Linked DNA regions of Homo sapiens: region 2 is linked to region 1. A link is a loop called in an ENCODE intact Hi-C map of the cell type or tissue named here. Cell type or tissue: transverse colon. All regions are shown on one strand. Each heading gives the region's core, and the rest is flanking DNA. Links, peaks and the distances in the headings are about the cores only.

Region 1 (15,631 bases), core at 2,929-10,928:
TCCGCCTGCTGTGTCCTGGGCATAGCCGGGGGCATAGCTGGGCATTTCTACACTGCCACAGGCTCATTTTCTGGTAGGTCTTCACTTGAGCCAAGCCAGAGGAGCGGGCCTGGGGTGACATTGGCCTTCAGCAGGCTCAGTGGCCGAGCAAGGGAGATGTGGGAGGATCTAGAAAAGGGGTTAGGCTGGGCGTGGTGGCTCACGCCTGTAATCCCAGCACTTTGGGAGGCCAAGGCAGGTGGATCATTTGAGGTCAAGAGTTCGAGACCAGCCTGGCCAACATGGTGAAACCCGTCTGTACCAAAAATACAAAAATTAGCTGGGCATAGTGATGGGTGCCTGTAATCCCAGCTACTAGGAGGCTGAGACAGAAGAATTGCTTGAACTTGGGAGGCAGAGGTTGCAGTGAGCCGAGATCACACCACTGCACTCCAGCCTGGGTGATAGAGCGAGACTCAGTGTCAAAATAGAAAAGAAAAGGGTAAGTATGGTAGTCACACCTGTAATCCCAGAACTTTGGGAGGCTGAGGTGGGATGATTGCTTAAGTCCAGGCATTTTGAGACCAGCCTGGGCAACATAGCAAGACCCCATCTTTATAAAAAATAATACTAAGCTGGGTGTGGTGGCCGGGGCCTGTAGTCCCAGCTACTCAGGAGACTGAGGTGGGAGGATAGCTCAAGCCCAGGAGTTGGAGGCTGCAGTGAGCTATGATTATGCCATTGTACTCCAGCCTGGGCAACGAAGCAAGACCCCATCTCTACATAAAAATTTAAGAATTAGCTAGGCATGGTGACCTGTGCCTATAATCCCAGCTACTCAGGAGGCTGAGGCAGGAGGATTGCTTGAGCCCAGGAGTTTGAGACTAGAGTGAGCTATGATCATGCTACTGCACTCCAGCCTGGGTAACAGAGCAAGACTCTATCTCTTTAAAAAAAAAAAAAATGTGGGCCGGGCGCGGTGGCTCACGCCTGTAATCCCAGCACTTTGGGAGGCCAAGGCAGGTGGATCACGAGGTCGAGACGATCCTGGCTGACACATTGAAACCCTGTCTCTACTAAAAATACAAAAAATTAGCCGGGCATGGTGGCGGGCTCCTGTAGTCCCAGCTACTCGGGAGGCTAAGGCCGGAGAATGGTGTGAACCAGGGAGGCGGAGCTTGCAGTGAGACGAGATAGCGCCACTGCACTGCAGCCTGGGTGACAGAGCAAGACTCCGTCTCAAAAAAAAGAAAAAAAATGTGGAGGGCTGAGGTGGAGGGCTCAGAGAGGACAGAACTGTGCAGATGGCAGGGCTGGGAGTGATGGGTAGGCAGGGCTGGGATAATCAGCTGAGCTCAGGTGGGGTGGGTATGGCTGGTGGTGGAGCAGCCCGCACTGGGCCTGGGTGAATGTGCATAGTGTAGACATCAGCAGCAAGGGGGGGACCCTGAATGGTGCAAGGAGAGGCTGCAGGAGATGTGACAGCTGCCCTGTCCCTTGGCTTCAAGCAACAGTGTGGCTTAGGTGGCACTTTGGTTGCCTCTGTGACCCCAGGCTGATAAAACCACCCAATCACATGGCAGCTACTTCTACCAGAAGGTGAATGCCCATCAGGCACTGGGACCCTCCTCTGCATCCCCGGCGTTTGCCTAAACCCCAGACGAGCAGGGCCAGCTGCTGTTCCAGCATCTGTGCTAGAGCTTGGCTCACACTGTTCCACTGCCTGGAATGCCAGCCTCTGTCCTCTCCTCCGGCCCATTAGAAAGGGGGAAACTGAGACATCATGGCAGAGCCTATAAGATGTTATCAACATTCTATGTCAATTTATTTTTTATTTTTTAATTTGCTTTTTTTTTTTTTTTTTTTGAGATAGAGTCTAGCTCTGTCGCCCAGGCTGGAGTGCAGTGGCATGATCTCAGCTCACTGAAACCTCTACCTCCCGGGTTCAACCGATCCTCCCACCTCAGCCTCCCGAGTAGCTGGGACTACAGGCATGTGCCACCATGCCTGGCTAATTTTTGTATTTTTAGTAGAGAGGGGATTTCACCTTGTTGGCCAGGCTGGTCTCGAACTCCTGACCTCAAGTGGTCTACCCACCTCAGCCTCCCAAAGTGCTGGGATTTCAGGCGTGAGTCACCATGCCTGGCCATGCCAATGAATTTAAATATTTGGATAAAACCAACAACTTTCTAGAAAATTACTGAAACTGACATAAGAAATCGAATCTGTAACTTAAAATCCCCCCACCACGGCCCAGCGCGGTGGCACATGACTGTAATTCCAGCAGTTTGGGAGGGCAAGGTGGGAAGAACTCGTGAGGCCAGGAGTTCAAGACCACCCTGAGCAACATAGCAAGACCCCCCGCCTCTGTCGCTACAAAAAATTTCCAAATTAGCCGGGCATGTTGGTGTATGCCTGTAGCCCCAGTTGCTTGGGAAGTGAGGAGGAAGAATTGTTTGAACACAGGAGGTCGGGGCTGCAGAGAGCTGTGATTGCATCTCTGCACTCTAGCCTGGGTGACAGAGTGAGACTCTCTTTTTTTTTTTTTTTTTTTAAGACTTTAGAAAATGGCCTTTTGAGGACCTGGCTCTTGCCTTGAATGAATGAGGGGACCTCTTCACCCTTCAGACCCCCAGAATGGCAGGTTCCCTCTCCCCATGGGTATTTCTGCTGGGACTCTCTCTGGGTTCACCTGAAAGGTACAGAGCTCTTCAGCTCCCTTCCACTCTTCAGAAAAGACATCCCTCGCCACAGCCTGAGTCCACTGGAGCACACAGTTGATGACTTTTAGGCTGTTGATATTTCTCTGGTAACGTGTTTTTTTATTATTATTATTATTATTATTATTATTATTATTATTATTTTGAGATGGAGTCTCGCTGTGTTTCCTAGGCTGGAGTGCAGTGGCACAATCATAGCTCACTGCAGCCTCCACCTCCTGGGCTGAAGTGATCCTTCTGCCTCAACCTCCCACGTAGCTAGGACTACAGGCACATGCCACCATGCTGGCTAGTTTATTTTTTGTACAGACAAGGTCTTACTCTATTGCTCAGGCTGGTCTCAAACTCCTGGGCTCAAGCGATCCTCCCACCTTGGCCTCCCAAAGTGCTGGGATTATAGGAATGAGCCACCATGCTGGGCCTCTTTGCTTAAAAAAAAAAAGTCACTATTTGCTGTACCCCAGTTTCCATTTACCATGTGTCTGGGGTGCATCCTGCCCAGTCATCTGAGAAGGAAGTGCCAGGGATTCAATTATTTCCAAAAACTGGGTTTCCAGGTTTTGCCATTGAGAAATAAATTGGGATTTGGGTCAGGTGCAGTGGCTCATGCCTGTAATCCCAGAACTTTGGGAGGCCGAGGCAGGTAGATCACTTGAGGCCAGGAGTTCAAGACCAGCCTGGCCAACATGGCAAAACCCCGTCTCTACTTAAAATACGTTTTTAAAAAAGAAGAAAAAGAAAAAAGAAAATTAGCCGGGCATGGTGGTGGGTGCCTGTAATCCCATCTACTCGAGACACTGAGGCAGGAGAATGGCTTGAGGTGGAGGTTGCAGTGAGCCGAGATTGCACAACTGCACTCCAGCCAGCCTGGGCGAAAGAAACCGGGATTTAGAAATGCCTCAGGTATTGGGCTCCTGTCTCCTCTTGCGGGGGTGGGGGAGAGTGGTATTTTCACGCCTTCCAGGAAGCAGGGGGGTGTCTCCAGTCCCATAACCTTCTTCTCACCTGGATTTGCCATGCTGGTGAGTGCTGCAAAAGTGCTGAGTGAGCCAAGCACACCTTGTCCCCTCCCTAGCTGGTCTCTCTGGGACAGCCTGGTCCACAGTTCCTTCTGCTTTTCCAAACAGAAGACCTTTGTGGTTTTCTAACTTCACCTGTGACTGGCAGGTGCAAAGTGCTGGGAAACCCACGCGGTCAGTCTCCCCCGGCCTCCGCCCCGGTCCCTCTACTTCCTCCAATTCAGTGTCGTTCATAATAAAACGGATTTTGATTGCTATGCATCTGACACTGGTGTTTATGGCTTGGGGGATTACAAAGTTAGGAAAGGAAGAGGGGCTGGTATCAACCCCCAAACTAGCATGCTTACGTGGATTGCAAGGAGTCTGGCATGGTGATGTGTGCCTGCAATCTCGCAATGCGTCCGTTATGTGCGCTTGCCTTCGTCCAGCGTGGTTATCTGCACTCGCAATGCGTCTGGCATGGGTACCTGCGCTTGCGATGGGTCCGGCGTGATTATGTGCGCTTGGCTGCATCTGGCGTGGTTATTTGCGCTTGCAATGCGTCCGGCAGGGTTATGAGCGCTTGCAATGGCTCCGCACGATTATCTGTGCTCGCAATGAATACGGCAAGGTTATGTGTGCTTGCCTGCATCCGGCATGGTTATCTGCGCTTGCAATGTGTCCGGCACGGTTATGTGTGATTACAGTGCCTCTGGCATGGTTATCAGCGCTTGCAATGCATCTGTTATGTGCGCTTGCAATGTGTCTGGCATGGTTATGTGTGCTTGCAATGCTTCCGTTATGCGTGCTTGTACTTGCTGGGGATATGGACCAGCTGCATCGCCTTTGTTTCTCTCCATCCCACTGCCTCATGATAACCACCATGCCAAAGCAGCAACTGTCCCCCACAATCTGAAGGACGTGACATCGAAGCTTCCCTTGAAACCTACTGAGGAGCTTGTAAGAAACTGATTTGGCACAAACAATCCCCACTGCAACTCACTCAATCCACAATGAGGACTTTTTTTTTGAGACAGAGTCTCGCTCTGTCGCCCAGACTGGGCTTGAACTCCTGGGCTGAAGTGATCCTCCTGCCTCAGCCTCCTGAGTAGTGGGGAGTACAGGCACGCACTCCACACCAAGCTAATTTCTTAATTTTATTTTGTAGAGACGGGGTCTTGCTATATTGCTCAGGCTGGTCTAGATCTCCCAGGCTCAAGTGATCCTCCTGCCTTGGCTGGGATTACAGGCATGAGTCACTGCATCCAGCCCCCATCCCCCTTTTTTGGCTTAACCCCACCAAGATAAAGGGAACATGAATACAGTTAAAGGTAGAAAAGAGACGTCCACACAGTGTTAGGAGAAACATTACTAATGGCAACCCCTGGTAGAGCAAAGCTGAAGCCCAGGCTGGGTGCAGTGGCTCACGCCTATAATCCCAGCACTTTGGGAGGTTGAGGCAGGTGGATCACGAGGTCAGGAGTTCAAGACCAGCCTGGCCAAGATGGTGAAACCCCATCTCTACTAAAAATACACAAATTAGCTGGGTGTGGTGGCAGGGGCCTGTAATCCTAGCTACTTAGGAGGCTGAGGCAGGAGAATCGCTTAAACTCAGGAGGTGTAGGTTGCAGTGCGCAGAGATCGCACAACTGCACTCCAGCCTGGGCAACAGAGCAAACCTGTCTCAAAAAAAAACCCTGAAGCCTAAGTTCTTCAGAGGCAAACACTCCTCGGGAGGGGAGTCAAAGAGGAAAAGGCTCTGGGATTGGCGGAAGCATATGCGCCAGAGGGTGGAGATGTGCAGTGGGCTGCGAACAGGAGGCCTGTTCAAAGTCAGAGTGAAGGCTGGGCACAGTGGCTCATGCCTGTAACCCCAGCACTTTGGGAAGCCAAAGCAGGAGACTCTCTTGAGGCCAGGAGTTCGAGACCAGCCTGGGCAACATAGTGAGACCCGCATCTCTACAAAAAATAAAAATAGAAAAATTAGCCAGATGTGGTGGTGCACACCTGTAGTTCCAGCTACTTGGGAGGCGGGGGTGGGAGGATTGCTTGAGCCCAGGAGCTGGAAGCTGCAGTGAGCTGTGATTGCACTACTGCACTCCAGCCTGGGAAACAGAGCCAGACCCTATGTCCCTTTTTTTTTTTTTTTTTTTTTTTTTTTGAGACAGAGTCTTGCTCTGTTACCAGGCTGGAATGCAATGGCATGACCTCAGCTCACTGCAACCTCCGCCTCCCGGGTTCAAGCAATTCTCCTGCCTCAGCATCCTGAGTAGCTGGGACTACAGGCGCCCGCCACCATGCCCGGCTAATTTTTGTATTTTTAGTAGAGATGGAGTTTCACCATGTTGGCCAAGATGGTCTCCATCTCCTGACTTCGTGATCTGACTGCCTGGGGCTCCCAAAGTGCTAGGATGACAGGGGTGAGCTAACCCGACGTCTTTAAAAAAAAAAAAAAAAGTGTAAATGAAGAGTGGTAAGACATGAGACCCCCTCTACACTGGGCTGGGTGGTCGCTCGCCCCAGTCTGCAGAGGGAAAGAAAAGGTCTGAACTTGGAGGTGTGAAAATGGAACCTCTCTAGAAAGCTGCACCCTGGCCAGCGACACCACAGCTGTGTCTCCTGGAGCTGGGAGCATCCCCACTCACACCTCAGGGAGGGAGTGGAGTATTCCCAGGTGCAGATATGGCCCGGTGCAGATACGAACCCAACCAAGTTAAAGCCCTCTTGAGGGTCCTGCCGCTGTCCCCATGACAAGTGCGAGGCAGCCCTGCCCCCTGGTGGCAGCACTCAGAACTGCATCAGCAGGTGGGCTGCCCTAGGACCGGGGGACATCGCAGGCAACATAAATGCCCTTGTGGGTTACAATCTAATAAGGAAGATGTTCAATCATCTTATTAAAATAATCGGCCGGGCGCGGTGGCTCACGCCTGTAATCCCAGCACTTTGGGCGGCCCAGGCGGGCAGATCACGAGGTCAGGAGATCGAGACCATCCTGGCTAACACGGTGAAACCCTGTCTCTACTAAAAATACAAAAATTAGCCGGGCGTGTGGCGGGCACCTGTAGTCCCAGCTACTCCGGAGGTTGAGGCAGGAGAATCGCTTGAACCCGGGAGGCAGAGCTTGCAGTGAGCCGAGATTGCGCCACTGCACTGCAGCCTGGGCGACAGAGTGAGACTCCGTCTCAAAAAAAGAAAAAAAAATTTAGCCTGGCGTGCTGGCCTATAATCCCAGCAACTTGGGAGGCAGAGGAAGGAGAATTGCTTGAACCCGGGAGGCGGAGGTTGCAGTGAGCCGAGATTGCACCACTGCACTCCAGCCTGGGCAACAGAGGCAGACTCTGTCTCAAAAAGAAAAAAAAAATTACTGCTGTGAAGGGAACAAGGGGCTGAAGTAATTACAGGGGGGCCAGGGACAAGGTGGCATTTATGAGAGGTTGGGGATGAGATTTTGAAGATGGTCTCTGGGTTCCAGGCCGAGCTCACTCTGGTGCTCCTCTGGGCGGTGGAGCGGGGCTCTTCGCTGGGCTGCTTATTCCAGGCTCTGAGCTCTGGGCGGTGGGCTCAGGCTCTCCCAGGGATGTCGGTGTCTGTGCGGTTGCCACTGCCCAGTGGCCTGGGTTCTGCTTCTCCTCTGGACTCAGGTTCTCTCTGGGGCTGACAAGATCCAGGTGGGCAGAGAATGAGGTGAAGGCTTGAAGACCAAATCATGGGAGATGCCGGGAATGGGTGGTGCTGTCCACTCTGACCGCAATTTCCCATCAATATCCAGACCTGTGCCTGCAACATCAAGACCTGTGCCTGTTCCTAAAGAGTGCGGGTACCTGAAGCCCCCCACAAGGGCTCCCCCTCTACAAGACCTGCCCCCAGGATCTTAGGGCCTGGGAAAAGCAGGAGCTAAGATGAGGGTTTTGGGGGAGAGGAGGGGACCCCTTCATTGACTCCATGGACCAGCCTCAAAACAGAGATGGAGGCAGAGATGTTCAGAGATAGTACCAGTGTCAAGGAAACTCCTGTGTCGCCCCTAGGTCAGGCTGCCCTGGAGAGAAGTCCAGAGCCCCTGGAGGGGATAGACTGAGCTAGAGAGATAAGGGGGTGGCTGGTGCTCCCCTACTTCATCAGATAGGACTGTGAAGCCTGGGAGCAGGCTGGGAGTCCGAGGATATGGGAGAACATTCACAGCTGAGAAGTAAAGGAGAGGGTGGGCGCGGCAGCTCATGCCTGTAATCCCAGCACTTTGGGAGGCCGAGGTGGGCAGATGACTTGAGCTCAGAGGTTCAAGGCCAGCCTGGGCAACATGGCGAAACCCCGTCTCTACCAAAAATTACAAAAACTAGCTGGGCATGGTGGTACGTGCCTGTAGTCCTAGCTATTTGGGAGGCTGAGGTGGGAGGATCGCTTGAGCCCAGGAAGCAGAGGTTGCAGTGAGCTGAGATCACACTACTGCATTCCAGCCTGGGTGACCGAGCGAGACCCTGTCTTAAAAAGAAGAAGTAAAAGACTGATTCATCCCCTCCTGGACACATAGCCCCTCTAGAGCTGTCTTTGACAGTCTCGGCTGCCATAACAAAGTCCCATAGACTGGCTGCCTTATCAACAATAGATATCTATTTCTCACAACTCTGGAGACTGAAGATCTGAGATCAGGGTACATGGTCAGCTTCTGGTGAGGGTCCTCTTCTGGGTTCCAGATCACAGACTTCTAGTTGTGTCTTCATGTGGTGGAAAAAGAGGGAGCTCTCTGGGGTCCCATTGATTGATCGATTGATTGATGGAGATGGAGTTTCACTCTTGTCACCCAGGCTGGAGTGCAGTGGCATGATCTCGGCTCACTGCAGCCTCCACCTCCCCGGTTCAAGCCATTCTCCTGCCTCAGCCTCCCAAGTAGCTGGGATTACAGGCATCTGCCACCATGCCCAGCTAATTTTTTGTATTTTTAGTAGAGACGGGGTTTCACCATGTTGGGCAGGCTGGTCTTGAACTTCTGACCTCATGATCCTCCAGCCTCAGCCTCCTTAAGTGCAGGCATTACAGGTGTGAGCCACCGCACCCGGCCATCCCTTTTATTAATATAAGGGCACTATGCCATTCGTGAGGGTAACACCCAATCACCTCCCAAAGGCCCATGTCTCATAATACCATTACCTTAGAGGGTAGGTTTCAACATATAAATGTTGGGGGGAACATGTTCAGTCTACTGCAAGAGCAATGGGGTAAGTTTCAGTATTGGGGTGTGCATGAAATGGGGGACAATATTGCAGGCAAAGACACTGGCTGAGAGCAACCCCTCCAGCTCGTACCCCAAATACCCCATTAAGATCTCATTTATTTGTCCACAGAATGGGAACAGAAATAGCACTTTGGCCAGGCGCGGTGGCTCACGCCTGTAATCCCAGCACTTTGGGAGGCCTAGGTGAGTGGATCACGAGGTCAGGAGTTTGAGACAGGCCTGGCCAATATGGTAAAACCCCGTCTCTACTAATACTACAAAAATTAGCCGGGCATGGTGGCTTATGCCTGTAATCCCAGCTACTCAGGAGGCTGAGGCAGGAGAATCACTTGAACCCAGGAAGCGGAGGTTGCAGTGAGCCGAGATTGCGCCATTGCACTACAGCCTGGGCAACAAGAGTGAAACTCTGTCTCCGAAAAAAAAAAAAAAAAAAAAAAAAAAGGAAGGAAGAAATAGCACCGCCCATGGGAATGGGATTCCCGCCCTCTTGGGCTGCTGTGTTTGGCTCCAGAGTGTAGAGCCTGGGCTTGTGAAGACAGGGGGAGCCTTCCAGGCCTCTAATTTCCTGAAGCCATTTGTGGGGACTCCTGAACACACCTGGAGGAAGTCCCGCCTCTCTCCAGAAGAACAGGGCAAAACACTGCCCTCTGACGACAAATTGTAGTTGCTTTTCCCAGGAGCACTGAGCTTTAATTTTTTTTTTTTTTTTTTTTTTTTTCCTGAGACAGAGTCTTGCTTCGTCACCAGGTTGGAGTGCAGTGGCGCAAACTCGGCTCACTGCAACCTCCGCCTCCCGGGTTCAAGCGATTCTTCTGCCTCAGCCTCCTGAGTAGCTGAGATTATAGGCACCCACCACCACGCCCAGCTAATTTTTGTATTTTTAGTGGAGACAAGGTTTCACCATGGTGGCTGGGATGGTTTCGAGCTCCTGAACTTGTGATCCACCTGCCTTGGCCTCCCAAAGTGCTGAGATTACAGGCGTGAGCTACCACGCCGGCCTGAATCTTAATTTTTGTTCCGCAAACGCCCTCCTTCTGCCCTCAGGCCTGGGAGGAAAATGCTCCTTCTCTAACTCCGTGGAGTCTCTGCCCCAAGGGGATCCATCAAACAGGAAATTCAGGATTCCAATTTGTAGGGACAAGTACCAAATTTCCTTCCAGAAAGCTTGACAAATTACCTTCCACCAACTGCATGCAAGAAAACCTCTCACCTCTACCAGGCTGGTTAGAAACTTACAAATTTTTTGCCAATATTTTTGCAAAAACACAGTATTGCATTTACAGTTTTTTCATTTGCTGAATCAAAGGTAAGCTGGGAGGCAGGATCACTTCCAGAACAGCAGAATAAACACCTCTGATAATCGGCCAGGCGCAGTGGCTCACGCCTGTAATCCCAGCACTTTGGGAGGCTGAGGCAGGCAGATCATGAGGTCAGGAGTTTGAGACCAGTCTGGCCAATGCGGTGAAACCCCATCTCTACTAAAAATACAAAAATTAGCCAGGCTTGGTGGTGCACGCCTGTAGTCCCAGCTCCTTGGGAGGCTGAGGCAGGAGAATTGCTTGAACCTGGGAGGCGGAGGCTGAAGTGAGCTAAGATCGCACCACTGCACTGCAGCCTGGGCAACAGAGGGAGACTCCATCTCCAAACAAAAAAAAACTCCAAAATAACTGAAAATCTCCTCCTCCATAAAAGTCACACAAATCCTGGCAAAAATGGTCAAAACCAACTTCTCCATAACTTTAGAAATTAACCAAAGGCTTATAACAATTCGGGGAATTTAAGAAAAATACCTGAATATCTCTAAGATTGTCAATCGAGAAAAATGATGAGACAAGCGTCAATTATTTTAGGAGGTTTATTCACCAAAGTTAACGATGCACACCTGGGAGACAGGTCTATGTCTTTCTCCAAAAGTAATTTTGAGACCCCACCATTAAAGGGGAAAGGGCGAGATATTGAGAAGTACACAATTTTCATGTAAGAAGGAGGTAGGAAAAATAGTCATTCATGCCTGTTGTCTGGTTCAGTGAATCTGTTTCTCCCCGCCCCCAAAGAGGGTCTCATTCTGTTGCCCAGGCTGGAGTGCAGTGGCACAATCTCAGCTCACTGCAACGTCCGCCTCCCGGGTTCAAGCGATTCTCCTGCCTCAGCCTCACAAATAGCTGTCATTACAGGTGCCCACCACCACGCCTGGCTAATATATGTATTTTTAGTAGAGACGGGGTTTAACCATGTTGCCTGGGGTTGGTCTCGAACTCCTGACCTCAGGTGATCCACCCGCCTCAGCCTCCCAAAGTGCTGGGATTACAGGCATGAGCCACCGTGCCTGGCCTGTACTTTTTTTTTTTTTTTTTTTTTACATAAGATAACATAGACAAAATGGGGCAGGGGAGCAATCAGATATGCATTTGTGTCTGGTGGGCAGGGGGTTGACTGCACCTGTAAAAGGTAAGCTATCAGTTTACATTGCCCTGGTGAAATTTTCACAGAAACACCTTAAAGATCTTGCAGCTCACTAGGAATTTCCTTGTGAGCAAAATGTGAGGGAGGCTTGTAGCTTTTCATCTTGTAGCCATCTTATTTAGAAACCCAAAAATGGGGAGGCAGGTTTGCACAACCCAGTTCCCAGCTTGACTTTTCCCTTTGGCTTAACGAGTTTGAGGTCCCAAGATTTTTTTTTTTTTTTTTTTCGAGATGGAGTCTCGCTCTGTCCCCCAGGCTGGAGTGCAGTGGCACGATCTTGGCTCATTGCAACCTCTGCCTCCTAGGTTCAAGCAGTTCTCCTGCCTCAGCCTCCTGAGTATCTGGGATTACAGGTGCCCACCACCACACCTAGCTAATTTTTGTATTTTTAGCAGAGATGGGGTTTCACCATGTTGGCCAGGCTGGTCACGAACTCCTGACCTCAGGTTATCTGCCCGTCTCAGCCTCCCAAAGTGATGGGATTACAGGCGTGAACCACCATGCCCAGCCTGGGGTCCCAAGATTTAATTTCTTTTCACGAGACCAGTGAGCTTTGTAGCATGTGGACTTCCCATTTCCTTCTTCCCAACTCTGATAGCTTTAAAATCCAATAGGTTTGGCCAGGTGCACACTTGTAATCCCAGCACTTTGGGAGGCTAAGGTGGGTAAATTGCTTGAGCCCAGGAGTTTAAGACCAGCCTGGGCAAGATGGCGAGACCCCATATCTACAAAAAATACAAAAATTAGCTAGGCGTGGTGGCACAAGCCTGTAGTCTCAGGTACTTGGGAGGCTGAAGTGGAAGGATCGCCTGAACCCGGGAAGTCGAGGCTGCAGTGAGCCATGATCATGCCACTGTACTCCAATCTGAGCAATAGGGGTGAGACCCTTCCATCTCAAAAAAAAAGAAAAAAACCCAACAGCCTTTACCCACAGTAGCTGTAAAAACCAGTACTTTAGGCCGGGCGTGGTGGCTCACACCTGTAATCCCAGCACTTTGGGAGGCCAAGGTGGGCGGATCACGAGGTCAGGAGATTGAGACCATCCTGGCTAACACGGTGAAACCCCATCTCTACTAAAAATACAAAAAATTTGCTGGGCATAGTCCCAGCTACTTGGGAGGCTGTAGTCCCAGCTACTCGGGAGGCTGAGGCAGGAGAATGGCGTGAACCCGGGAGGCAGAGCTTGCAGTGAGCAGAGATCGTGCCACTGCACTCCAGCCTGGGCGACAATGCGAGACTGTCTCAAAAAAAAAAAAAAAAAAATTAACCATTTTGAGAGAAAATGGGTTTGAAACTCGCCAAAAAGCCCTATCTTCAGAGAATTGTCAGTACTTCACCTATAAGGCAACTGTCTAGAAAAGCCCCACTCAGATGACTTTTTAAATTTTTTCCTTTGAGGTAAAGTCTTGCTCTGTTACCAGGCTGGAGTGCAGTGGAGTGATCTTGGCTCACTGCAAGCTCCGCCTCCTGGGTTCAAGTGATTCTTTTGCCTCAGCCTCTCCAGTAGCTGGGACTACAGGCACGTGCCACCATGCCCAGCTAATTTTTTTTTTTTTTTGAGACGGAGTCTCGCTCTGTTGCCCAGGCTGGAGTGCAGTGGTGCGATCTTGGCTCACTGCAGGCTCCGCCCCCCGGGGTTCACGCCATTCTCCTGCCTCAGTCTCCCAAGCAGCTGGGACTACAGGCACCCGCCACCTCGCCCAGGCTAATTTGTTTTTTGCATTTTTAGTACAGACGGGGTTTCACCATGTTAGCCAGGATGGTCTCGATCTCCTGACCTCGTGATCCACCCGCCTCGGCCTCCCAAAGTGCTGGAATTACAGGTGTGAGCCACCGCGCCTGGCCTACCCAGCTAATTTTTGTATTTTTAGTGGAAACAGGGTTTCACCATGTTGGCCAGGATGGTCTCGATCTCTTGACCTCGTGATCCACCCTCCTTGGCCTCCCAAAGTGCTGTGATTATAGGTGTGAGCCACCGCGCCCGGCCTCAGAGGACTTTTATCCACTTTCAGTAACAACTCCCCTAGAAGGTTAATACCCTATTCCCAGGACATTTTTCAAAAACAATCAGTAGCAATTGAATAACATTGCAGCTCCCTGGGGTGGCAGTACCAGCTAAGACACACAAGAGGCTGGCCAGAAAGCATAAAATGATAATTTCGAGCATGAGAGGTCTATACAGGGTTTTGAAAAGGTCTAACATGTTCCAGTGATCTAGAAGGACATACAATATATAAGGCCATGCAGATGCCTGTGAAATACCACAGACACCTCCAATGTCTCACATCTGTTGTCCTTAGATTCTGAACTGGCAGGAAGTGAAAGCTAAGCGCAGGCTTGTCGACTGCTGGGGTGTTGAAGATGGACCCCAACACACAGGGGACCCTTGGCAAAAACTGGAAGACTTATTCGCTTAAAGCATTTAAGGAAATCTGTACAGTCGCTAGCTGAACACTAAACTGAGCAGAGACGAGAACCAAGAGCAAGAAAATCTGAAAACGGGGAAGGAAATCTGATTACCAGAGTTACCATAATACAGTATTTAAAATCTCCAGTTTTTGTTTGTTTGTTTTTTGTTTGTTTTTCTGAGACACAGTCTTGCTCTGTCACCCAGGCTAGAGTGCAGTGGCACGTTCTCAGCTCACTGCAACCTCTGTCTCCCTGGTTTAAGCATTTCTCCTGCCTCAGCCACCGGTGTAGCTGGGATTATAGGCACTCGCCACCGTCCCTGGCTAATTTTTGTATTTTTAGTAGAGACGGGGGTTTCACCATCTTGGCCTGGCTGGCCTCGAACTCCTGACCTTGTGATCCACCCTCCTCGGTCTCCCAAAGTGCTGGGATTACAGGCGTGAGCCACCACACCTGGCCCTAAAATCTCCATTTTTATGCAGAAAAAGCGATACATGCAAAGAAACAGAAATGTGTGGCTCATATACAAAATATATAAAAAGTAGTCAATACAAACTGGCCCTGAGGAGTTCCAGGGTTGGGCTTATTAGACGAAGACTTGAAGCTGTTATAAATATGTTCAAATAACTAAAGGAAATGTTGTCTAAAGAGTGAAAGCAGAAGAACAATGTTCCACCAAATAGAGAATATCAATAGATACCAAAATCAGGTATCTCTATTAGAGGCTGGGTGCAGTTGCTCACACCTATAATCCCAACACTTTGGGAGGCTGAGGTGGGAGGATTGCTTAAGCTCAGGACTTTGGGACAAGCCTGAGCAACATATACCCCCATCTCTACAAAAGTTTTAAAAATTAGTTGGGCATGGTGGCACATTCCTGTAGTCCCAACTACTCAGGAAGCACTTGAGCCCAGAGACTGAAGCTACAGTGAGCTATGATCATGTCACTGCACTGTAGACTGGGTGACAGAGTGAGACCCTGTCTCAAAAAATCAAAAACAGAAATCCAGTAACAGCAAAAAACACTAAATAGAAGTTTTGAGTTAGAACTTCACTAGAGGGGCTCAGCAGCAGATGTGAACTGGCAGAAGAAAGAATCATCAAACTCGAGGATAGGTAAATTGAGATTAACCAGTATGAGGAGCAGAAAGAGGGGAGAAAGGCTTATGAGACTTGTGTTGTACCATCAAGCATAGCAACATACGCGTAATTGGAATTCCATAAGGAGTGGGGAGAGAGAAAGGGGCACAAAAAGTATTTGAAGAAATAGTGGACAAAACTCCATAAATTTGATGAAAAACATTAATCTACAGAGCCAAGAAGATCAATGTACTCTAACTAGGATAAACTCAGAGATCCACACGTAACTATATCACAGTCAAACTGTGGAAAGCAGCCAGGTGCGGCTCACACCTATAATCCCAGCACTTTGGCAGGCCAAGGCTGGAGGATCACCTGAGGTCAGGAGTTGGAGATCTCCTAGCCATCATGGCAAAACCCCATCTCTACTCAATACACAAAAATTAGCTGGGCTAATTTTTTTTTTTTTCTTTGAGACAAAGTGTCTCTCTGTTGCCAGGCTGGAGTGCAGTGGGCGCAATCTTGGCTCACTGTAACCTCCACCTCCCAGGTTCCCTCCTTATGGAATGGTGGTAGGTGCCTGTAATCCCAGCTACTCGAGAGGCTAAGGCAGGGAGAATTGCTTGAACCTGGGAGGCGGAGGTTGCAGTGAGCCAAAATCGTGCCACTGCACTCCAGCCTGGGTGACAGGGTGAGGCTCCATCTTAAAAAAATAAAACAAAAAACTGTGGAAGGCTACAGACAGAAACAACTTG
Region 2 (9,497 bases), core at 1-8,000, 290 kb before region 1:
TCTTTTCCAATACCTGCTGCGCCCCAAGGCCAGTGGCGCCACTGAGAGGTACGGGGCCCTAGGGCCAGGGGGCCACCAGTGGCTCAGAGAGCCCGGCCACAGCCACTGGGGTGGGGCTCACTGCTCAGCCCTAGGCTGAGGCCAGGGTGCTTTGTGTCCCACACAAGGCTGCGTCCCCGTCATCACCATTATAGAGGCCCTGCTTCTGCACCACGGGTCTGCCGGGGGCGGGGCCTGGTCTCAGCTCTCTCTGCTGCCCACATCAACCCTCATAAGCTTGGAGGTTGGCCCTGTGGGTGCTCCATTTTGCAGATGGACAAACCGAGCCTGAGCCCAGGAAGCAGGAGGCCTGGGACCGGCCACAGGCCTCCTGCCCTCAGCCCACGCCAGCCTTTGTCCCGATGGCTTTACTGTCCCGGGTGTGCTGACGCCAGGGGTCTCCCCAAACCCAGGGGAGCAGGAGGTCCCGAGAGGCGATGAGTGAGGATGGGAGCGGGCTCAGCTGTGCGAGAGGGAGCAGTGGCGACGTGGCCCCGGCCTGCAGTCACCAGGTCGGGGAGCGGGCAGCACTCACGGCCACACTGTGTCCTCAGGTTGGCGCCACTCCACCAGCTGCTGCAGCCCATGGCCGGCTGTGCCCGCGTGGCCCAGTGTGCCCAGGCCGTGCCCACGCTGCTGCAGGCATTCTTCTCAGCAGTGACCCAGGTGAGCTCGCTGCCTGGGGCCCCCCATTCCCACAGGCCTCACAACTGAGGGGCAGGCCAGAGCCAGCACTGGGGGGCCCTCTTGAGCTCTGCAGAAGGCTGCTCCCGCCACACCCACCATCCACGGTCCCTGTGAGGGTCAGGGAGGCACATGCCACAGCCCCGGCAGGCCCCGTCCCTTGTCCCATCCCCTTTATTCCAGCAGGCCCCGTTCCCCAGTCCCCGTCCCATCCCCTTCATCCCGGCAGGCCACGTCCCCCAATCCCCGTCCCATCCCCTTCATCCCGGCAGGTCCTGTCTCCCATCCCAGCAGGCTCCATCCAACTGCCCCAGCAGGCCCTGTCTTCCGTCCCCAGGACAGGGCAAGTGAGTGGCCTGGGCTCTGGCCACACAGCTGGGGCCGGAGCAGTTTGTCCCCCTGCTGCCCCTGATAATTCAGCATCCCCATCTGAGGCCAAAATAAAGGCTCCCACAGGCTGGTGCCCCCCATCTCCCCCATTGCTGCTTCCCACCTCGGGGAGCTCTACAAGCCAGTGCAGGAGAGCCTGGGAGGTGGGGAGGCCGGCAGGGGGCTGGGCGTTGCTTGGGCGCACCCTTGGCCAAACAAGACGTGTGCCTGGCCTTGCAGAGCGGGAGTTGGCAGAGGAGCCGTGGAACAGAAGCGACACCTCTGCCGGGGGCACTTGGGCCAGCCCAGGGCTTCCCTCCCTGTGCCCGGATGCTGCCAGCTGAGTCTCTGTGTCCCTGGGTGTTGGGGAAGGCAGTGGACGAGGAGTCTCCAGCCCCTCACCTGCCCCCCAGCCCTCACCATGGCTTCACCCCCAACCTTAGGGCCTGCAGTGGGGGTGGGGCTGAGCCTGTTTCCCACTCCTGACCCCCAGGTGGCTGACGGGTCCCTGATCAACCAGCTGGCGCTGCTGCTCCTGGGCAGGAGCGACTCGCTCTACCCGGCCCCAGGGTACGCTGCCGGTGTGCACAGGTAGGTCCCTCCTGCGCTCCTGCCACAGCCCTGGGCGGGTGCCTCCTGGACTCCTCCCCCTCTCCCCTCCCCCCTCCCCTTCAGTGGCTTCGGCACCACCCCTAGCTGGGCCCTCAGCAGCCTCAGACCCTGCCACCCCCACCCACAGCCCCACACCCAGCCCCAGGCACTTCTCTCTGCTTCTCAAGAACATTCCCGTCCTTCTTTCTGCCGAGCCTGTCCTCTTCAGGGTTAGCTCAGGTCCCTCTTCCCCGTCTTGTCCCCTGGGGTCCTTCTCTCCAAAGGCCTGATGCATGCAGGCCCATCCTGGTTCCACTCTGAGCCTGGGCCTGAGGCCAGCGCTGGTGCCAGCCTTCTCCCCAGTGAGAACAGTTTCTCTGAGGCTGGCAGTCTTCTGTGTTCCTCTATCGGAGGGTGCAGCATACACCTACCACTCAGACGCTTCCCGGGTTTCTCCAGGCCCTTGGCCTGGATGGGGATGGGGTCATAGGTCTGCACAGAGCAGGCGTAGACCCGGCTTTCTGGGCAGTGTGCTGAGTTCTCAGTTCCTGGCCCTGTGTACGCTGAAACCCTCCCTGGTGGTGGAGCTGGCAAGAGACCTGCTGGAGTTCCTGGGCAGCGTGAATGGTCTCTGCAGCAGGGCGAGCCTCGTCACCAGCGTGGTAAGGCGGGCGCTGGCCTCCCACAGCCGCTCCTGACCCAGGAGGCCTGGGTGGGGGCTGAATCTCTGTCCCCGGGCCTAGGTGTGGGCCATCGGCGAGTACCTGTCGGTGACCTACGATCGGAGGTGCACCGTGGAGCAGATCAACAAGTTCTTCGAAGCCCTGGAGGCTCTGCTATTCGAGGTCACCCAGTGCCGCCCCTCTGCTGCCCTGCCCAGGTGTCCCCCCCAGGTGGTCACCGTGCTGATGACCACGCTGACGAAGCTGGCCTCCCGGAGCCAAGATCTGATCCCCAGGTGCCTGGTCAGGGAGGGAGCGAAGCCTTCTGGCTCCTGGGGAAGAGAGGTGGCTTCTGAGGTCTTCCCATCCAGGTGTTGTGAAATGGTCGCAGCAGCGCAGGTCCTGGGTGGGCCCTGCTGAGCTAAAGCCACTCTGCTGGGCGCTTCAGGCCTGGCCCCTCCACACAGACCCCTGTCCTGGGAGGGGAGCATCTGCAGCTGACGGAGGGACCTTCTTTCCCCAGGGCCTCTTTATTGCTGTCAAAGATGAGGACCCTGGCTCACAGTCCAGCCACCAGCTCCACGCACAGCGAGGAGGGCGCGGAAGCCATCCGTACCCGGGCCACAGAGCTGCTGACCCTGCTGAAGATGCCTAGCGTGGCCCAGTTTGTGCTCACACCCAGCACGGAGGTGTGCAGCCCCCGCTATCACCGCGATGCCAACACGGCCCTGCCCCTGGCCCTGCGCACGGTCAGCCGGCTGGTGGAGAGGGAGGCCGGCCTCATGCCAGGGTGAAGGGACAGTGGCCAGGGACTTCGGTGCAGATTAAGAGCCTGGGCAGCCAGCTTGCTACTGAGGCCAGGCTGATAGGAGCTCAGGAGGGCGCGGGAGTCCTGGGAGAGGAGGCAAGGCCCACGGTGGGCTTGGCACCCTCACAGACACGCGGGGCTGGCCCCCCTGCTCACCCTCTGGGCTTTGTCTCCGAGCCTTTTGCTCCCAGGCAACACTGAGCTGAGCTGAGGGGTGCCATGGAGCGGCTCTGATTGGAGGCTTGAGGCCCTGTGGCTGGGTCGGGTGGAGGCTGCTGGGTCTGTTTCCTAGTCTTTTGTTTTTGGACAGTTGATGGGCAAGAAGAGCTGCAGTAAAAGTAAATCTCCTTTAATAAGCGTCTGTATGAAGAGTGCGCGATCAGTTCCGTTACCTGCCCTGCACCCTGGGGAGAGGACCAGGGATGGGAACCCCTGGCAGCTGCTGCCAGTCCTGGAGGCTCAGCCCGGCGTGCCACTGCTGCTACAGAAACCAGGTCATTTGTGCACAGCCCGGAAGGCAGCGGCGCGAGTTCCCGGGTGTGGTCACCGCTCTGGGTGGTGCGCTTGTCAATGCCCCTTTTGATGCCCTTGAATAGCCTGAAGATGAAGGGGACCGGGGGAGGGTTGCAAGCGCCATGGCCTATGCAGGCTGCGGCCTCTGGCCATTCGGAGGGAAGGCCCCAGGGAGCCACCTGAGTGGAGCTCAGAACACTGGATTCGCGCGAAGGGGAGGTGTCTGGGCGTGCGGCCCCAGCCCCGCCACCTTCCTGGGCCCTGTGGTCCCACCCTCCGGACTACCAAGGCACAGCTGTGTCGCACGTTCCGCCCGGTGCCTGGGACGGGCTCAGCCGCCAGGGGGCGCCGCCGCCCCGAGAGCCTCACGCCCCGCCCCCAGGCTCAAACTCTTCCCCCTCCCCACTCTGGCTCCGCCCCCGGTCTCCTCTTTTGCTCTGGCCCCGCCCACCTCCCCTCCGGCCTCGGCCCCGCCCCCAATCCCCCATAGCTCTGCGACTAAGAAACCACAGGCTGAAGGCGACTGCAGGGTCCTGCCCCTTGCCCAGCCTCAGGACTATGGAGGGGGCGAGTGACGCGCAAGGAACGGAGCAGGGGACACCGTGCGGGCTCAGGAGCTCCCCAGATGCCCGAGCCGAACCGCGGGGTCCTCACCGCCAGGTTCCAGCCCAGGAAGCGCTCGCCTGCCCCACAGCCTGGGCCTTGGGTCGCGTTCCGAGCTCCAGGACGGCTGGTGTCCCCCGCGGCCTGCGATGACAGCCCAGGGCCGCTGAGCCGGGGCCGCAGGAAAGGCTGGCGCTGGCAGGCGCTTCCGTCGGCAGCACTGTGTTTGTGTTTCCACGTGGAAACAGCAGCGCACGTGTACAACTGTGCATACCAAGGCGTGCGTGCCAGTGCGCGGGTCTCGGGATCACTTCCCAGTGCGGTGCACGACCCCGCCTGCAGCAGTGGGTGTGGGGGCGCTGCTGGGCTCATCCCGAAGCTCAGAGAGCGTGGGGCTGCCCCTAGGCTCGGAATGAGTCTCCCACTGAGTCCGCAGCTCCCCTCCTGCCCTGGGGCGGGGCTTCCCTGACCTGAAGGCGTCGGGGGTGTCCTGGCTCCCAGCTCCCAGGCACTCGTGGGGCCACCGCCCAGGCCAGCTGGTGCTAAGTCCGCAGCCTGTGCAGCAGCGCCCGGCTTAGGACTGGGAGTGTGACTTGAAGGGCCGTCCCGCTCATCCAAGGGACAAGGAGGAGCTCATGGCCACAGGGCCTCGGAGGGCATGACCCCAGCCCAGGGAGGAGCAACCTTCAGGTGGCCTCCAGGAGGCAGCTGGGAAAAGGGCAAAGCTCACCAGCTCTCAACTTTTTTTTTAAATAAACTGAAATTTTAGAATAGTTTTTCAGATTTACAGAAAAGATGATAAACCTTAGAAACATTATATGCTAAGTGAAAGTGAGAAGTGACAGCCTGCTGGCAGTCCTCACAGCCCTCGCTCGCTCTTGGCGCCTCCTCTGCCTGGGCTCCCACTTTGGCAGCACTTGAGGAGCCCTTCAGCCCGCCACTGCACTGTGGGAGCCCCTTTCAGGGCTGGCCAAGGCCGGAGCCGGCTCCCTCAGCTTGCGGGGAGGTGTGGAGGGAGAGGCGCGGTGGGAACCAGGGCTGCACGCGGTGCTTGCGGGCCAGCGCGAGTTCCGGGTGGGCGTGGGCTCTGTGGGCCCCGCACTCGGAGCCGCCGGCTAGCCCCGCCAGCCTGGGCAGTGAGGGGCTTAGCACCTGGACCAGCAGCTGCTGTGCTCGATTTCTCACTGGGCCTTAGCTGCCTTCCTGCGGGGCAGGGCTGGGGACCTGCAGCCCGCCATGCCTGAGCCTCCCCCCTCCCCTCCGTGGGTTCCTGCGCAGTCCGAGCCTCCCCAACGAGTGTTGCCACCTGCTCAGGGCACCCAGTCCCATCGACCACCCAAGGGCTGAGGAGTGCCTTTGGAGCAGGGCACGGGACTGGCAGGCAGCTCTACCTGCAGCCCCTGTGCAGGATCCACTGGGTGAAAGCCAGCTGGGCTCCTGAGTCTGGTGGGGACTTGGAGAACCTTTATGTCTAGCTAAGGGATTGTAAATAAACCAATTGGCACTCTGTATCTAGCTCAAGGTTTGTAAACACACCAATCAGCACCTTGTGTCTAGCTCAGGGTTTGTGAATGCACCAATAGACACTCTGTATCTAGCTACTCTGGTGGGGACTTGGAAAACCTTTTTGTCAACACTCTGTATCTAGTTAATCTGGTGGGGACATGGAGAACCTTTGTGTCTAGCTCAGGGATTGTAAACGCACCAATCAGCACCCTGTCAAAACAGACCACTCGGCTCTACCAGTCAGCAGGATGTGGGTGGGGCCAGATGAGAATAAAAGCAGGCTGCCCGAGCCAGCAGTGACAACCCACTCGGGTCCCCTTCCACACCGGGATGCTTTGTTTGTTCGCTCTTTGCAATAAATCTTGCTGCTGCTCACTCTTTGGGTCCACACTGCCTTTATGAGCTATAACACTCATCGCAAAGATCTGCAGCTTCACTCCTAAAGCCAGCAAGACCACGAACCCACTGGGAGGAACGAACAACTCCAGACGCGCCGCCTTAAGAGCTGTAACACTCACCGCGAAGGTCTGCAGCTTCACTCCTGAGCCAGCGAGACCACGAACCCACCAAAAGGAAGAAACTCCGAACACATCCGAACATCATAAAGAACAAACTGCGGACACGCAGCCTTTAAGAACTGTAACACTCACCGCGAGGGTCCGCGACTTCATTCTTGAGGTCAGTGAGACCAAGAACCCACCAATTCCGGACACAAAAGAATCCAGACCCAAGGCCACATACTGCATGACTCAGGTCAGAGGCGTGGGAGCCACAGCAACCGCGTCTTAAATAGGGGCTGGGTAAAAACGAGGCTGAGACCTGCGGGGCTGCATTCCCAGGAGGACAGGCATTCTTAGTCACGGGATGAGACAGGAGGTCAGCACAAGGTACAGGTTCAAGATGCGGGTCCCAAAGACACTCCTGATAAAATAGGATGCTGTAGAGAAGCTGGCCAAAACCAAGACAGCAACGACAGTGATCTCTAGTCATCCTTGCTGCTCGTTAGTTGCTAATTATAATTCATTAGCATTCTAAAAGACACTCCCACCAGCGCAGTGACAGTTTCCAAATGCCACGGTAACGTCAGGAAGTTACCTATGTAGTCTAAAAAGGGGAAGGACCCTCAGTTCCAGGAAATCTTCATCCCTTTCCTAGAAAACTCATGAATAATCCGCCCCTTGTTTAGCATGTAATCAAGAAATAACTCTAAATATACTCACTAGCGCTCATGCTGCTGCTCTGCCTTTGGAGTGGCCATTTTTTTTTTTTTTTTTGAGACAGAGTCTTGCCCTGTTGCCCAGGCTGGAGTGCAATGATGCAATCTCGGCTCACTGCAACCTCCACCTCCTGGTTTCAAGCAATTCTCCGGCCTCAGCCTCCTGAGTAGCTGGGATTACAGGTGTGTGCCACCACCCCCAGCTAATTTTATTATTTATTTATTTTTTTTTTTTTTGAGACAGAGTCTTGCTCTGTTACCCAGGCTGGATGGAATACAATGGCACAATCTCAGCTCACTGCAACCTCCGCCTCCCAGGTTCAAGTGATTCTCCTGACTCAGCCTCCTGAGTAGCTGGGATTACAGGCGCTTGCTACCATTCCCAGCTAATTTTTCTATTTTTAGTAGAGACGGGGTTTCACCATGTTGGCCAGGATGGTCTCAAACTCCTGACCTCAGGTGGTCAGGCCTTGGCCTCCCACAGTGCTGGGATTACAGGCGTGAGCCAACGCGTCTGTCCCACCCAGTTAATTTTTGTATTTTTAGTAGAGATGGGGTTTCACCATGTTGGTCAGGCTGGTCTCGAACTCCTGAGCTCAGGTGATCCACCCACCTCAGTCTCCCAATATGCTTGAATTATAGGCATGAGCCGCTGCGCCTGTTTCTTTTCTTTCTTTTTTTTTTTTTTGAGGCAGAGTCTTGCTCTATTGCCCAGGCTGGAGTGCAATGGCGCGATCTCGGCTCACTGCAAGCTCCGCCTCCCAGGTTCACACCATTCTGCCTCAGCCTCCCAAGTAGCTGGGACTACAGGTGCCCACCACCACGCCCGGCTAATTTTTTGCATTTTTAGTAGAGACGGGGTTTCACCGTGTTAGCCAGGATGGTCTCGATCTCCTGACCTCGTGATCTGCCCGCCTCGGCCTCCCAAAGTGCTGGGATTACAGGCGTGAGCCACCGTGCCCGGCCTGTTTCTTTACTTTCTTAATAAACTTGCTTTCACTTTATGGACTTGCCCTGAATTTTCCCTTGCTCGAGGTTCAAGAACCTTCTCTTGGGGTCTGGATCAGGACCCCTTTCTGATAACACTTACATGAAATATCCACAAGAGGTGTAGACAGAGGCAGAAAGTGGGTTTGTGGTTGCCAGGGCCTAGGGGCAGAAGGGAATGGGGAGAGCCTGCTTAGTGGCCGTGTTTTCCCCGTTGGAGGTGACCAAACTAGACAGTGGTGATGGTTGCATAACACTGTGAACGTGCTGCTTGCCATTGAATTATACACTTTAAATAGCTAACTCTATGTGAATTCCACTTTAACTTAAAAAGTGGTGACAACTGAATATGTACAAAGCGTAACTGCTATATTAATAGTAACAAGTCAACGTCGGTTTTCAGGTTTTGCAGTGGGAGAAGCTGGTGGAGGTACACGGGACTCTGCTATTTTTGCAGCTTCCTTTGGATCTATAATTATGTCAAAATAAAATGCTTTTAAAACACAAAAACAGGCCGGGCACGGTGGCTCACGCCTGTCATCCCAGCACTCTGGGAGGCCGAGGCAGGCAGATCACCTGAGGTCAGGAGTTTTGAGACCAGCCTGGCCAACATGGTGAAACCTGGTCTCTACTAAAAATACAAAAATCAGCTGCGTGTGCTGACAGGTGCCTGTAATCCCAGTCAGGAGACTGAGGCAGGAGAATCACTTGAACCTGGGAGGCGGAGGTTGCAGTGAGCCGTATTGCACCATTGCACTTCAGCCTGAGTGACCAGAGTGAAACTCCATCAACAAAACAACCAAAAAACAAAACACCCATAAGAAGTGTTACCTTTCACAGTGTTGTAGATTGTCTGGGGCCTGGCTGGGAAGTCGTTCTGCTCCACGTGGTGTCCCCGGGATCACTGGTGGGACTGCATTCGCCTGGAAGCTCAGCAAGACCAGAACAGCCAGTGGCAGCCCTCACCAGTCCCGCACCTCAGCTAGGTGCTTCAGCGGCCAGAGGCTAGCTGGGCCTCCCCGACTCCACGGGGCCTCCCTTCCTTGGGGTGATGCCAAGAGCTTCTTTCCATGGATGCTGAGTTCCAGGAGCATGAAAATAGAAACCAAAGGCCCTTCAGTCTGGCTTGGAAGGTCCCAGAATATCACTTATGCTGCATCCTGTTGTTCGGAGCAAGTCAGAAGGCCGGAGAATATTGCAGGGAAGAAGAGATAAGCCCCCTTCTCTTTGTGGGAGGAACTGTTGGTGGCCACCTTTGGAAATGCCTTGCCACTGTCTTTCCTCTGGCCACAGTCCACACCCCTCCCACATAAAAAATATACTCAACCCCCTTCCACCGTTAAGGCATCAAATCAGAGTCCAGGATCCTGGGATCTGCACCAGGTCCAGAAATGCAGACCGTCCAGAGCTGTGAGACATTCTCGGCAGTGCTAACACACACGTTGTGGGACTCCTAGGAAAAGAAACAGAACAAGGCCAGGCATGGTAATCCCACGCCTGTAATCCCAGCACTTTGGGA

The links. Hi-C counts contacts between places; a loop is a spot of excess contacts. Peaks named below come from ENCODE experiments on the same cell type or tissue, not always from the same donor. Only the 100,000 strongest peaks of a DNase experiment are listed, where the experiment ranks them.
Region 2: a loop joins it to region 1, with 6 times the contacts of the local background. A loop is called at or near these places in 86 of 110 quality-filtered maps.

Annotation. Positions count from the first base shown.
Region 1 is chr7:5,079,147-5,094,777 of GRCh38, forward strand. No RefSeq gene overlaps it. Among named protein-coding and RNA genes, the nearest start is that of RBAKDN, 15 kb to the left of the region's middle. RefSeq lists a silencer at 15,599-15,631. In transverse colon, for the core only: a CTCF peak has its summit at 6,477 (motif pointing left); DNase peaks (open chromatin) are centred at 6,516 and 9,475; H3K27me3 peaks cover 4,137 bases.
Region 2 is chr7:4,788,247-4,797,743 of GRCh38, forward strand. AP5Z1 (adaptor related protein complex 5 subunit zeta 1) reads left to right here. Exons shown (of 17, transcript NM_014855.3): 12 at 1-48; 13 at 594-705; 14 at 1,586-1,683; 15 at 2,213-2,345; 16 at 2,427-2,641; 17 at 2,869-6,151. The coding sequence ends at 3,139. It overlaps MIR4656 (microRNA 4656), which reads right to left and starts at 393; the gene lies at 319-393. It overlaps RADIL (Rap associating with DIL domain), which reads right to left. Exons shown (of 15, transcript NM_018059.5): 15 at 8,809-9,497. RefSeq lists a silencer at 3,988-4,107 and enhancers at 4,498-4,577, 4,682-5,356. In transverse colon, for the core only: a CTCF peak has its summit at 3,959 (motif pointing right); DNase peaks (open chromatin) are centred at 3,725, 4,045 and 4,695; H3K4me3 peaks cover 1,091 bases; H3K27ac peaks cover 1,257 bases.